Linked DNA regions of Homo sapiens: all the other regions are linked to region 3. Evidence: chromatin contacts called from ENCODE Hi-C or POLR2A ChIA-PET data. All regions are on one chromosome and are shown on one strand. Each heading gives the region's core, a stretch centred on a gene start or an enhancer-like site at or near the end of the contact. The rest is flanking DNA. Distances are from core to core; before and after follow the strand shown. Region 1 has its middle 41 kb from the start of LINC02957. Region 2 overlaps LOC100129316 (a long non-coding RNA gene). Region 3 has its middle 48 kb from the start of LINC02937.

Region 1 (3,836 bases), core at 916-3,415, 170 kb after region 3:
TTTTCATTATGGAGATAAAACTGTTTAATTTTAAGTGATCGTGCATTCATAGCAGCACAAACTCTGGCCTACCGGTATTTTGAGGGGTCTGAGTGAAATTTTCAGGCTGGTGCTTAGCCCAGTCCTCGCTGCATCTTGCTTTGTGACAAGCCTCAGGCAGGAGCTCATCACAGGGGAGGGGCGGCTTTGAGGCACGCTTGCCATGGATGAGGTGGAATGTTCAAGAAGCCCTGCTATTTCTGAGCAGGGACCCCCACCTCCATCTGTTCTGACCGGGAGCAACTTCCCAAGCGTGGCCGCATGGGGCAGGCACTGCCACAGCACGTGGGGAGTGGGCAGTGCGGATGCTTCTTTGGTCCTGAGGAGAAGAAATGGGGCCAGGAAATGGCTGTGTGCAAGCTGACACCACAGGCAGGAAGCCCCCATGGGGAAGGGTGGGGTGTGTGACCCCAGCAGCCTTGTCCCTTCTCTTGGGGGCGGTGGTGCCCTGAGTAGTGGCAGCCTGTCCTTATAGGCACCAGGATGCCAATGGGTGGCCCAGTCTGGAGTCCCTGAAGACAGTGGTGGAGGCACCTTGTAAGTCAGCAAGTAGAAGATGAGGGGCCGGGGTCTGCCCCCTCCTCAGACAGCAAGGCTAGGCATGGGATGAGGTGGAAGTCCTTGGAGTTGGGAGGTGTGGGACTGGTATGGTCTTGCTGAGGACTGGAATGTGTATGTTGTGAATGCATCCATGTGTGTGCTGTGAATGCATGCATGTTTGTGTGTGTCATGATGTATGTATGCATGTGTGTGTGCATGAGTGTGTGTGAGCAATGGCATGAAACACCTGGCCTGCGCTGGGTCCTGCAACACAAGCGAGTAGCCTGTGGCCCCTGCCCCCGCACTGGGAAGGCCCCATCCTTTTATTACCACAGCTTGTCTCCAATTCTTAGGCTCACCGCATCCCTCCAGCATGGCCAGTGGAGCTGAGGTCATCTGCCCAAAGGGGCACAGTGACACCACAAGGCCTACACAGCTCAGAGCTGGGGCCCCCACTGACCAGGAGTGCTGAGACTCTGGCAGACAAAGGTTGGAAGCAAAGGAGGCAGAAAGCCTCTCCGACAAGTGAGGCCATCCGGCTTCAGCAGCAGAGGCAGCCCCTCTCCTCCACCGGTCCGTCTGCTCACACTGTGCATGAGGATTGGACTTGCAGCATCTGTTTTTCAACAAAACATGAAACCAGTCTGAACTTCCCAGGCAGAGACAGGGCTTCACAAGCCTTGCTCCAGCAATGCGTGTCTGTCTCTGTGTGCATCCTTATGTGCACGTACACACATCCTTTCCTTATGTGCTTTCGACATTCCCCTCATAAATAAATCCACTTCAAATGATACTTTCTTCAGTTAAAGATGACTTTTTGTGACCCTAACCCTCAGGAGCCCCTGGGTGCGGGTCTGTTGTCCTAAGTGTATGTGCACAAAGACATGTGTGTGTGTGCACATACCCCAAACACACCACCCATGCACACACACCCACCACTCACAGGCTCACACGTACATACACAGCCACTCACACACCATGCACACAAACACTGCGCATGCACTCACTCACAGGCACACAAGCATACTCACACCCACTCACACACCATGCACACACACCACACATGCACACTCATACGCACTAGCACACATGAACACAGTCACACACCACACATGCATGTGTATGCACATACTTGCACATACCACATATGCATCCACCATACACGTGCACATGAAAACATTCACACATCCTTTCTGTCTTTCATTTGGACACGAATCTGAAAATAGTTCATGATCTTGATGAAGAAACTCTGTCCAGCCTCAGCAGGACTCTGGTTTCTCTTCCACACAACCAGCTTTGCCTTCTGAAGGCGGACCGTGCACTGAGAATCATACCAGGTTGCCTGGTGACTCGAGCCGACCACCTTCAGTGGCGCTTCTGCGGTCAGAAGAGCAGGTCACTTGCAAACGTGCAGCACAGGCGCTGTGCCATTTCTTGTGCCAGTCCTGAGTCCCTGGCTCTGTGGGCAGTTCCTCTCCTTGGAGTTTCCAGGAAGTCCCAGCCTGGGTCAGCCTCGTGGACTTTAACAGCCGTTCTTGTGGAATCCGTCCACCACCCCTTTGTTTTTGAAAGTCCTGGCTGCGAGGCAGGCACGGCACGTGTGAGTCATCCTGCAGCCTTTGAACTTTGGCTCATTTATTTATTAGTCGGCCTCCATTTCCTCTAACTTGCCATTTTGTAAGCAAATTTTCTCTGTTTATTAATGTTTCAGTCCAAAGGTATTGCAATACTGCCTTGAGGTATTGTTTCCAGTTAATTAAAATGCTGTAGTGAGAAGGAGGAAGAATCCTAAGCTCTAATGAGCACTGTTTCAATGCCTGCTGCTGCCTGGAGGAGGTTTACCCCAGTGCTGTAGGCCTTCAATTTCATTTGCTTAAAGCCCAATCATCTTGTAACACAGAACCATACACTTTTCCTTTGCTGAGAGAGGAAGTATTCCTAGAAGCCTATCAGGGGTTATTGAGGGAATGAGAGGAATGACAAGGAAACAAAGCTGTGTGTGCATGTATGTGTGCGTTGGGGCGGGAGGGGGGACAGCAGTGGGGGGTGTTTCCCTGAATCCACTTAAAACAGTCTGTCTGTGACTTTGCTCTCTCAGCTCGCGGGGTCAAGGAAAGGCTGTGATTTGTGCACCCTGCCGCCTGGGAGCTGCAGAGATTCTCTCCGGCTGCCCGGTGTGTGGCCCAGGACCACGCTGGTGTGCAGGCTGCAGCACCCGATGGCCTTGTTTGCTTTACACTCAGTGTTGCCACAGAGCATCCTGGAACCATCAGATAAGGGAGCCATTCTCCGCTGAGCGGAAGCTGGAGCAGAGGACGGAGTTGTGTGGTGTGTCGGATGACTGCCCCCCAGTGTCCTGGTATGAGAGAGGAGTGCAAAGGGGTGTGCAGGATGCAGCCGTTGCAGCGGGAGGGGAGCCCTGGGGCGGAGGGAATTGTGTGAACAGAGGATACAGGAGGGTGGTTTTTTCAGAAGCAAAACGCCCCAGCGGCAGTTCTGGAGCGCTGCCAGGTGTCAGCTGTTTGCATTGCCCTCCGTGGTACAAACGCTGCCGCGTGGCATGTGTTCTCTGGGCGCCTGGGTACCCCAATGGTGGTCGTGGGGTCCACGCTGCATCTTGGTGCCGTGTTCTACCTCGCGGGAGCTGTGTCTGGAAGGACAAATGTCTGACCTTTGCTGGCTCCCGGGGCCGCCCGCTGGCCCACATCGCACATGTGTATAAACCTCTCAAAGGCCTCTTCCCAGGAGACTTCCCCTCTGCTGGACACAGCCAGGTATCGGGGGCTGTGAGCCGAACCTGGTGAGCCGAGCACTACGGCTGTGTAAAAATACAGTTGCTTCCACGGAAGCCCTGCAGTACCCTCTCCACGGACTCTTCACCCATGCTAACTGGTGGTGGATGTGATCCTCAAACAATTTAAACGTGGTTTGAATTTTGCCTCACTCTTATTCAGAAGGCCGTGCTGGCATTTCTGGAAATGGTGTGAGTGAGATGGGCGAGGGGGCTGGCCTGCACTCTCATGAGCGGGCGGCTGAGCATGGTGCTCTGAAGGGCATCTTCCTGAGCCTGGGTGGCTAGGGGTGATGGGGCAGGAGGAGGAGGGCTTGATATTGTGGCTGGTGGTCCCTGTAGTCTCACAGGTGCCTTCAGTGGAAGGGAATGTTGGCCCACGTGGCTGAGGCATGGTGAATCGGGGAGCGGTGGCTGGTCTGCTGGACAAGCAGGTGCTGCCAGGCTGTGACGGCATCAAGAAGTC
Region 2 (4,025 bases), core at 1,409-3,908, 140 kb after region 3:
GGAACACTGGAGCCTGATATTCTCTGTTGTGGGGAATCCAAGGTGAAGTGTGGCCACGCCTTGGGCTGTTCTGGAGAGCTACAGCGGGAGAGAAGTTCATGGAGTTCTGTGACACAGTGACTGGCCAGGAAGCCCAGAGCAAGAGGCGACAAGACACAGCCAGATCAGGGAGAAGGCCTGCCAGCAATCCAGACATCCACGCCGTGAGCTTTCTGCAAGCCCTCAGGCAGGGCTCCGGAAGGCCACCTCTGGGATGGTGGGGTCCTACAGGTGGGCAGAGCTGGGTTTACTTTAGCAAGATCATATGTTCAGAGGTAAAGCCCATGGGGGTGAAGACTTGGCAGGTGCATTCCACCAATCTGGCCATGGGAGGAAGGACACCTGTGCTTTTTCTGAGTGGCCACGTGTTTTTGTGGCTCTAGGAGTCAGGGTTACAGCCAGATTAAGAAAAAACAGAACCCCAAATGCTGTGAATTTCAGGCTTCTTTGGCCATTCGGGTAAAAAATAACCTGTGCCAAGTGGATCAAGCTTGATGTGGGTGCGAGGGAAGCAGCATGGTGCTGTCATTTCAATCAGGGCACAAACACTGGAGAGAAAATAAATACTTTAGAAGGCACTTGACCTTTTAATGTGGAGTTCTAAAAATGGAGATTGAACACAGTGATGCTTAACAGAGGCAAAGAGAGCCAGGCTGCTATCAGATTCTTTCTACCCAAGAGTCTGGCTTTCCTCCCTGGCATTAGCAGGGCATCCCTGTTACCCAGGTGAGCACAAGAACAGCTGTTACCTGGATGAACCTAAGAACAGCCCTATTACCTGGGTGAGCACCAGAACAGCCTGTTACTTGGATGAACCTGAGGTTAGTTCTGTTACCAAGGTAAGCTGGGAACAGCCCTATTATACAGGTGAACCTGAGAACAGCCTGTCACCTGGGTGAATCTTAGAACAGCCCTGTTACCTGGGCGAACCCGTGAACAGCCCGTTACCTGGGTGAACCTTAGAACAGCCCTGTTACCTGAGTGAAACTGAGAAACCTGTTACCTGGGTGAACCTGAGAACAGCCTGTTACCTGGGTGAACCCGAGAACCCTGTTACCTGGGCGAACCCGAGAACAGCCTGTTACCTGGGTGAACCCAAGAACCGGGTTACCTGGGTGGCAGCTCTCCTGTTGGCTAGAGGAGCTGAGGCTGGGCGGGGCACCCTCTTGTTGAGTACAGACGGTTTTGTTTCTCCTCCTTGCTTTGCTTCGTTACTATGTTAATCTCTTCCTCTGTATGTTTTAGCAGCAAGTGTATTCTCCTGGTTAGAAAACAAGAATCTCTTGCCCAGCTGGGCCTTGTCCAAACCCTAACATTTTCTTTAAACTTCTTTCAAAGCGCTGGGTTGCAGTCTGTGGTGTGGGACGTCCCTCATCCCAAAGCACTCTCCTGGCCCAGGGGAAGAGAAGATGGGAAGGGCTGCTCTCCTTCTGGTCCTCCTTTCTCCAAAGTCCCTCTCACCCTGCAGGGAGAGCTGGCCATACATGTCCTGCTGGGCTAGACCTCTGATTTTTTTTTTTTTTTTGAGACGGGGTTTCGCTCTTGTTGCCCAGGCCGGAGTACAATCAGGCAATCTCGGCTCACTGCAACCTCTGCCTCCCAAGTTCAAGTGATTCTCTTGCCTCAGCCTCCCAAGCAGCTGGGATTACAGGCATGCGCCACCATGCCCAGCTAATTTTGTATTTTTAGTAGAGACGGGGTTTCTCCCTGTTGGTCAGGCTGGTCTTGAACTCCCGACCTCAGGTGATCCACCCTGCTTGGCCTCCCAAAGTGCTGGGATTACAGGCGTGAGCCACCACGCCCGGCCGACCCCAGTGCTTTTTGGAGTCACGTGGGGCCTGTGCAATCAGAGGGCCTTTTGTGGGGAGTTATCTGTATACAATGGGCTTTCTCTTCAGGCATAATTTTAGCACATTTTAATAGGAAAATTCTGTCTGAAAGTATGCCAACTAAAAAAATCAGATTGTACAGAGTGGATAAAAATACCCTGGCTACTCAGCCAAATGCCAGCCCTCCTAGTCCTTATGGCTCCAGGGAGAGTCCCATTTGCTGGGCGCTGCCTCCTTTCCAGCACCAGGAGAGTGGGGGGGTCAAAGGCCGTTTGTCCTCTGACTGCCTTTTTCTGCAGGCAAACTAAAAGTGACCTGAGTGCTCGGCCAGGGGCATGTGGAAGGGACTGGGAGTAGCCCTTGGCCACCGAGGTCCAGTGGAAGGGAAGGCTGGCCACGCTGCTGCAAGGTGTCCCAGACTCAGCCTGAGTGTCAGGCCCCTCTCCTCCCTCACTCTCTCCCTCCCTCCCTCTGCTTCTCTTCTCTCCTCCCTGCTGCGAGGGACTTTTCCTCGATAAGGATGCTGGGATTTTGAACTTGGGATAGGGAGGTGAGCCGCTCTCTGAGCTCTGTGGAGTTGATCTCTGCATCTGCCTGTGTTCAAGGCTGTTTTCATTGACTGTCTCTGTGGTACCACGAGCCACAGGATGGGATCAGCTCTTTTGTTTTCATTCAGATTTCATGACTAATTTCTGCACTATCGATCACCCCCCACAAGCTGGTGACTCACTCTCTCATCAAGGAGGCCGGACCCCACATCCCTCTGCCTTTTCTGATCTGTTTACGCAGCACTGACAGAGGAGGTGAGAAATCCAATGAGCATTTTTCTTTCTGAGTCAATTGTCTGATGAAGCAAGAAGCTGGGAAGCAAGTGAACATCCTTTTCTCAAAGTCTGGAAAATGACAGGAGCTTGCCGTGCTGCGTTCCCTGGAAGTGCGAGTAGAGCAGGTGTCCTCCTATCTCATGGTAATCTCAGGCCGCTCTTGTCTGCAGAGGCCCAGGGAACTCTGAGCCAAGTGTCATGTGTCTGCAGACGCATCCGCAGCAAGGGACAGCTCAGATGCCAGCAGCTTCCGGTGTGCTCAAGGGTGCCGGCCAGGGCCAGAGGGGAGGCAGCTTCCCAGTGCTGGCCGTGACTTACAATTTATAACTCTGTGAGCAAGCCATGGGGTGGTGCCCCTGTTGGGGTCCCTGCCTCTCTGTCAGGGAGAGTTTGTCACCCTCATTCCCATAAGAGGGCCTCAGGCCTGACCACAAGATGGGTGTGGCAGTGCAGAGAGCATGTTGGCAACTCGGAAATGGGAGAGGTCAGGGTGAAATGTGACCGCAGAGGTGTAGGCCGCCCCTATTTGCAGCTTACCCTTGACTGAGATTTTTTTTTTTCTTGAGATAATGCCTAGCTCTGTTACCCAGGCTGGAGTGCACTGGCACAATCTCAGCTCACTGCAACCTCCGCCTCCCAGGTTCTAGCCATTCCCCTGCCTCAGCCTCCCGTGTAGCTGGGATTAGAGGCACCCACCACCATGCCCGGCTAATTTTTGTATTTTTAGTAGAAAAAGGGTTTTGCCATATTGACCAGGTTGGTCTTGAACTCCTGACATCAAATGATCCTCCCTCCTTGGCCTCTCAAAGTGCCGGGATTATAGGCGTGAGCCACCGCACCCAGCCTTTACTGAGATTTTTAAAGAGAATGCAGGCCGGGTGCGGTGGCTCACACCTGTAATCCTAGCACTTTGGGAGGCCAAGGTGGGCAGATTGCCTGAGCTCAGGAGTTCGAGACCAGCCTGGGCAACATGGTGAAACTCCGTCTCTACTAAAAAAAAAAAAAAAATAATAATAATAATTAGCTGGGCATGATGGCCTGTGCCTGTAGTCCCAGCTACTCCGGGGGCTGAGACAGGAGAACTTCTTGAACCTGGGAGGCGGAGGTTGCAGTGAGCTGAGACGGTGCCACTGCACTCCAGCCTGGCGACAGAGTGAGACTCTGTCTCAAAAATAAATAAATAAATAAATAAATATAGATAGAATGTGTTTGAAGTCCTTGTGATGAATTTAGGACAGTAAGCATGTTGATAGATCTGCCAGGCTACAGTTCAAATACTGTTGAGTTCCATGCAATAAACAGTTGAGCTGGTTCTCTCCAACCCTCCAGAGGA
Region 3 (4,045 bases), core at 84-2,583:
GATTAAAGTGGAGACTGTTCTCTGCTTCCCTACCCTCTGCTATTTGCCTCCAATTTCTGTAAGGGAAAGAGGTGAACTTAACAACCCTTTGTCCTAACAAACACCTGCCTTCCTACCCAGGCCAGGTCAAGAAGCTGTAAACGGCCTCCAGGTTGCATGCCTGAGTAGCCACACCTGGGGAGTAGGCACTGGTGGGAGTTGTGTGGGACATTGGGAACTGGAGAATTCGCTGTGGAAAAAAGGAGAACATTCTGATGCCTTTAAGTAATTTGAGATAGCTCTACTTTACATTCATTTTACCAAACCACCCTGCCTTCCTAGTTTGTGTCAGGTCTGAGTCTGGTCATGCCAGAGACAACGTCCCCGGGAGTGCCCCTGCAGCAAGCTTCACTGTGGTACAGCCCAGCTGTGTCCCTAAGGTGTCCTCCTTTCACATTTCCATGTATCAGATAAACACCCATTTTACTGTGGATTTACATCCTCATTGTGGCGACTTCATTGCTATTTGAAGGCATGTAGGCTTCATTTTTTTAATTCTGAAACTTACATTTTTTAACTTAGGAATTTGAACTCAACCTCAATTCTAAAATTCTTATAAGAGGCAAATGTGGACTGGCTGGCTGCTGATGTCTGTCCTGACAAAGGTAGGCGGTGTCTTCACTCATGTTTGGACACTAAGGTGAGCGCTATTTTCTTTATGACCTTTGGTGCTGAGGCTCTGCGGATTTATGATGATTGCTCAGCTGATCATCATACTATAAAGAGGGCTTACTAAAATTCACATTTGGCACTCTCTGTGGTGGTCGTATCGGGTGGCATGCATACTAAACTTGCTGGGCTATTCGTTTTGTGCGTGATAATTTGCACCTAAAATGCTGGTGGTGGTTTTCATAGCCTTTTAAAGGTTGCAGGGCCAGTTTGTCCTATCCATGACATGCTAAATACCACTTTCTCTTGAACTGAGCAGGAAATAATTATGTCGTTAGGGAAAAATATTAAGAGTGTGCTGTGTGAGTCGTTTCTCTTGGATTCATACTCTAGTCTACTGTCACTGATCGAGCACCATTTAATTTCCTAACAAGTTCTGATGAAGTCACTGGAATGTATCTGAAAGTAAAGTCCTGTAGTGACTTAAGGTATTGCAGACTTCATGTATTATGGCAGAGAAAAGTGCCTGTCCAATTCTCTGAATAAATGTTTGCCTTTCTCTTGATTTTCCTTTCAGTATCGGTCTTGCTGCTAAGCAGTCCTGATCCTCCCCCAAGTCAAGCTCACAGGGCTCTGGATAGGGCCGTGCTACCTAGGGAGGGTCCCCTGCATGGGCTGCTCCTCTTTTCTCCAGCACACCGCCTGTTGGTGCACAGAGTTGGAAATGCAGTAGACGTATCCATGTGTTCAGACTAGGTTAGAGAAGGCTCTCAAGGAGGATGAGTGATCAAGCACAGATAGAATTCAGAAGATGAAAGCAAAATAAAGAAAAAATTTTCCGTTATCTCAGAGCATGAGGCCTACTGGTTTTGAAGTAATTTAGTGCTGGTTAATTTCTAACTTGTCTATGAAAGGAAAGGAAAAGAGGTCTCCAAGTTTCTGAAGTTCTGAGGCAAGAGAAAAGTTCTAGTAATGGCCAAAATAAGAGTCAGATTTTCTGAGACTGATTTCTGTAATGTAAAGGATCATTTCACGTTTGCTTTGTTCTTAATAATGATGGATCTGGTTTTCCTGTTAATCATTTTTTTTGTTGTTTTTCTAGCAATCAAAAATTGGCTTGTCACAAAGTGTTACTTTTCTGATAGCACTTTTCTAAGTGTGAATAGGCCAAAGTAGTGGAGTGTCGATTCATGGATCAGCACTTAGAAAAAGTGTGTACCTGCACATGGGTGTGTTGCTGGCCCGCCATCGGCCCTTTTCCTCACTTGACCTGAACTTCTACCTCTGGTGATATGCCCTACATTTGCTCTTATTCGGGCTCCAAGGATCCTGGCACACACATTCAGAAATAGTTAATCATGCCATTATTTGTCTACCGATCTAGTAAAATATTAACTAATACTTACATCAGTACGTATTGAACTTTATCAGAATAGCAATAGAAGTTATTTTCTCATAGTATATTAATAACTATACATGTTTCACAAAAAATAAAACATTTTAAAGTTAGTTGCTAATATTCTGGTAACACAACATAAGAGGTACTTTTCTGCATAAATGAAGCAGGATACAGATTGTGATTTGGGGTATTTTGGGAGGTGGAAGGTGGCTGAATCCTCTGTTCAATTGTATTTGTGTCTCAGGCTCCAAAAATATCACTGTTTCAAATGCTTGCCTTTGGATTTTCACAGTCTTCTTTGGGACCTCCAGAAATTCAGCTACCCCTTAGAGGGTTAGCACCTAATAAGCAACCCAAAATAATTCTCAGGGCAGCATGAGAGATCTGGGGACCTGGTGGGGAAAATAAAGGATGTCAAGGACAGACCAAGACATGCACCCATGTGGCTCAGGAGCAGCCCAGGAGACGCGCCTGTGTGGCAAGACATGAGATGGCCCCTTTTCCGGGAGCTGGCAGTTCCCTCAGGGGCCCCAAAGTGAGCTCCTAGGAACCAACATGTAAGGTCCTTTTTAAAGGCCTAATATAGAAACAGTACTGTGTGGTGTTTTGATTTAAGGAAACATTTTGACAAGATCACTGAAAATACCCTCTAAATAAGATGAGTGAATAAGAGCTGGGTATTATGGTAATACTGAGTAACATTTATGAAGCCATTCATACCTACCAGATGCTTTACAGACACTACATCCCCGAAAGGATAGGCACTTTGGTTATTCTGTGGCACAGAGGAAGAGAAAACCATAGAGGGATCACTTACCCACAGCCCCACGGCATGTACATGCTGGAGTCAGGAATTACACCCAGGGCTACTGGCCCTTTTGTCACTGTTGAGCTTGAAAACAGCCAAACAGCATAACAGAAGGCTGCTGATACGTGTGTTTTCGTCAACCAAGAGGGAGTAGTGTCCTTTGCTCTGATTTGGTCAACAATTTTCTCATTACTTGGAAAGATACCAAAAGTGTGCTTATCAGCAGATCTGATGACACAGGCAAGTAATGTAACAATTAGAGCTAATGCCCACTCAGCGCCTCCTCTATCAGACACTGTGCGTTTTCACACCTAATACCAAAATCTTATGAAATGGGTTTGCTGATTTATAGTTTAAGAAACTGAGGCAGCAGGATTCATGCTGGGCATTCTGTGTTCTGGGTTCCAATGTTTAACGGCTATACCATCAAGGGCACGGAGCCAGTCTTGGTAGATGTGAATGATGCTTGGATCTGTCAAGATGCTAGTAGTGATTGGTGTATGTCCTCACAACTCAGTTCCCCCTAAAACCAGCAACTGGAGTATAAGTGTGAAGACTCATGGTTTGATAGCAATGCTTGTCAAAAAGGGGGCAAGATGGCCTGTAATCCCAGCACTTTGGGAGGCCGAGGTGGGCAGATCACGAGGTCAGGAGATCGAGACCATCCTGGCTAACATGGTGAAACCCCGCCTCTACTAAAAATACAAAAATTAGCCGGGCATGGTGGCGGGCCCCTGTAGTCCCAGCTACTCGGGAGGCTGAGGCAGGAGAATGGCGTGAACCCAGGAGGTGGAGCTTGCAGTGAGCCGAGATCGCGCCACCGCATTCCAGCCTGGGCGACAGAGCAAGACTCCATCTCTAAAATAAAATAAAAAACAAAAAGGGGGCAAGATGTGCTCCCTGTGGGTCAAGAGTGTCCCAGACAGCTTTTGGGAAGGGTGACAGGTGTGTTGCTCTATTTGGCCCTGGTCAGACTCATCTGGATTGTTGTATTCAGTACTCAGCATTGCAATTTCAGGTGGTCATAGATTCACTCTGTAGTTTTCTGTAAAGCACACAGGAGCTCTTTGGCCAAGTTTCAGCTCCACCGAAGTCAGCGATGAGACCGTGGACAAAGTGCCTCATGTCCCTGAGCCCATTTCTTCATTTGTAGAAGAATCCAGTAGTTCAGGATGGTTTTGAAGACCCAG

Evidence for each region. A loop is a pair of places that touch in the nucleus more often than their neighbours do. ChIA-PET counts read pairs that join two places held with the same protein, here RNA polymerase II (POLR2A). Pooled maps may share reads with other maps.
Region 1: a loop to region 3 is called in a pooled map, with 5 times the contacts of the local background. The contact joins two enhancer-like sites. A Hi-C loop is called at or near these places in 2 of 37 single-sample maps with no recorded cell type and 14 of 50 pooled maps. POLR2A ChIA-PET finds 5 or more read pairs at or near these places in 5 of 52 experiments (HepG2, activated CD4-positive, alpha-beta T cell, activated CD4-positive, alpha-beta memory T cell and 1 more).
Region 2: a pooled map shows a loop between it and region 3 (12-fold over the local background). The contact joins two enhancer-like sites. A Hi-C loop is called at or near these places in 8 of 50 pooled maps. POLR2A ChIA-PET finds 5 or more read pairs at or near these places in 5 of 52 experiments (HepG2, MCF 10A, activated CD4-positive, alpha-beta T cell and 1 more).

The regions. Positions count from the first base shown.
Region 1 is chr9:91,036,425-91,040,260 of GRCh38, reverse strand. No RefSeq gene overlaps it. Among named protein-coding and RNA genes, the nearest start is that of LINC02957, 41 kb to the right of the region's middle. Within about 2 kb of position 2,165, at least 22 of the 41 ENCODE cell types and tissues checked have a DNase peak (open chromatin) inside an H3K27ac peak, as active enhancers do.
Region 2 is chr9:91,070,379-91,074,403 of GRCh38, reverse strand. LOC100129316 (a long non-coding RNA gene) reads left to right here. Exons shown (of 4, transcript NR_033912.1): 1 at 1-878. Among named protein-coding and RNA genes, the nearest start is that of LINC00484, 47 kb to the left of the region's middle. RefSeq lists an enhancer at 2,602-3,507. Within about 2 kb of position 2,658, at least 6 of the 41 ENCODE cell types and tissues checked have a DNase peak (open chromatin) inside an H3K27ac peak, as active enhancers do.
Region 3 is chr9:91,209,444-91,213,488 of GRCh38, reverse strand. No RefSeq gene overlaps it. Among named protein-coding and RNA genes, the nearest start is that of LINC02937, 48 kb to the right of the region's middle. Within about 2 kb of position 1,333, at least 6 of the 41 ENCODE cell types and tissues checked have a DNase peak (open chromatin) inside an H3K27ac peak, as active enhancers do.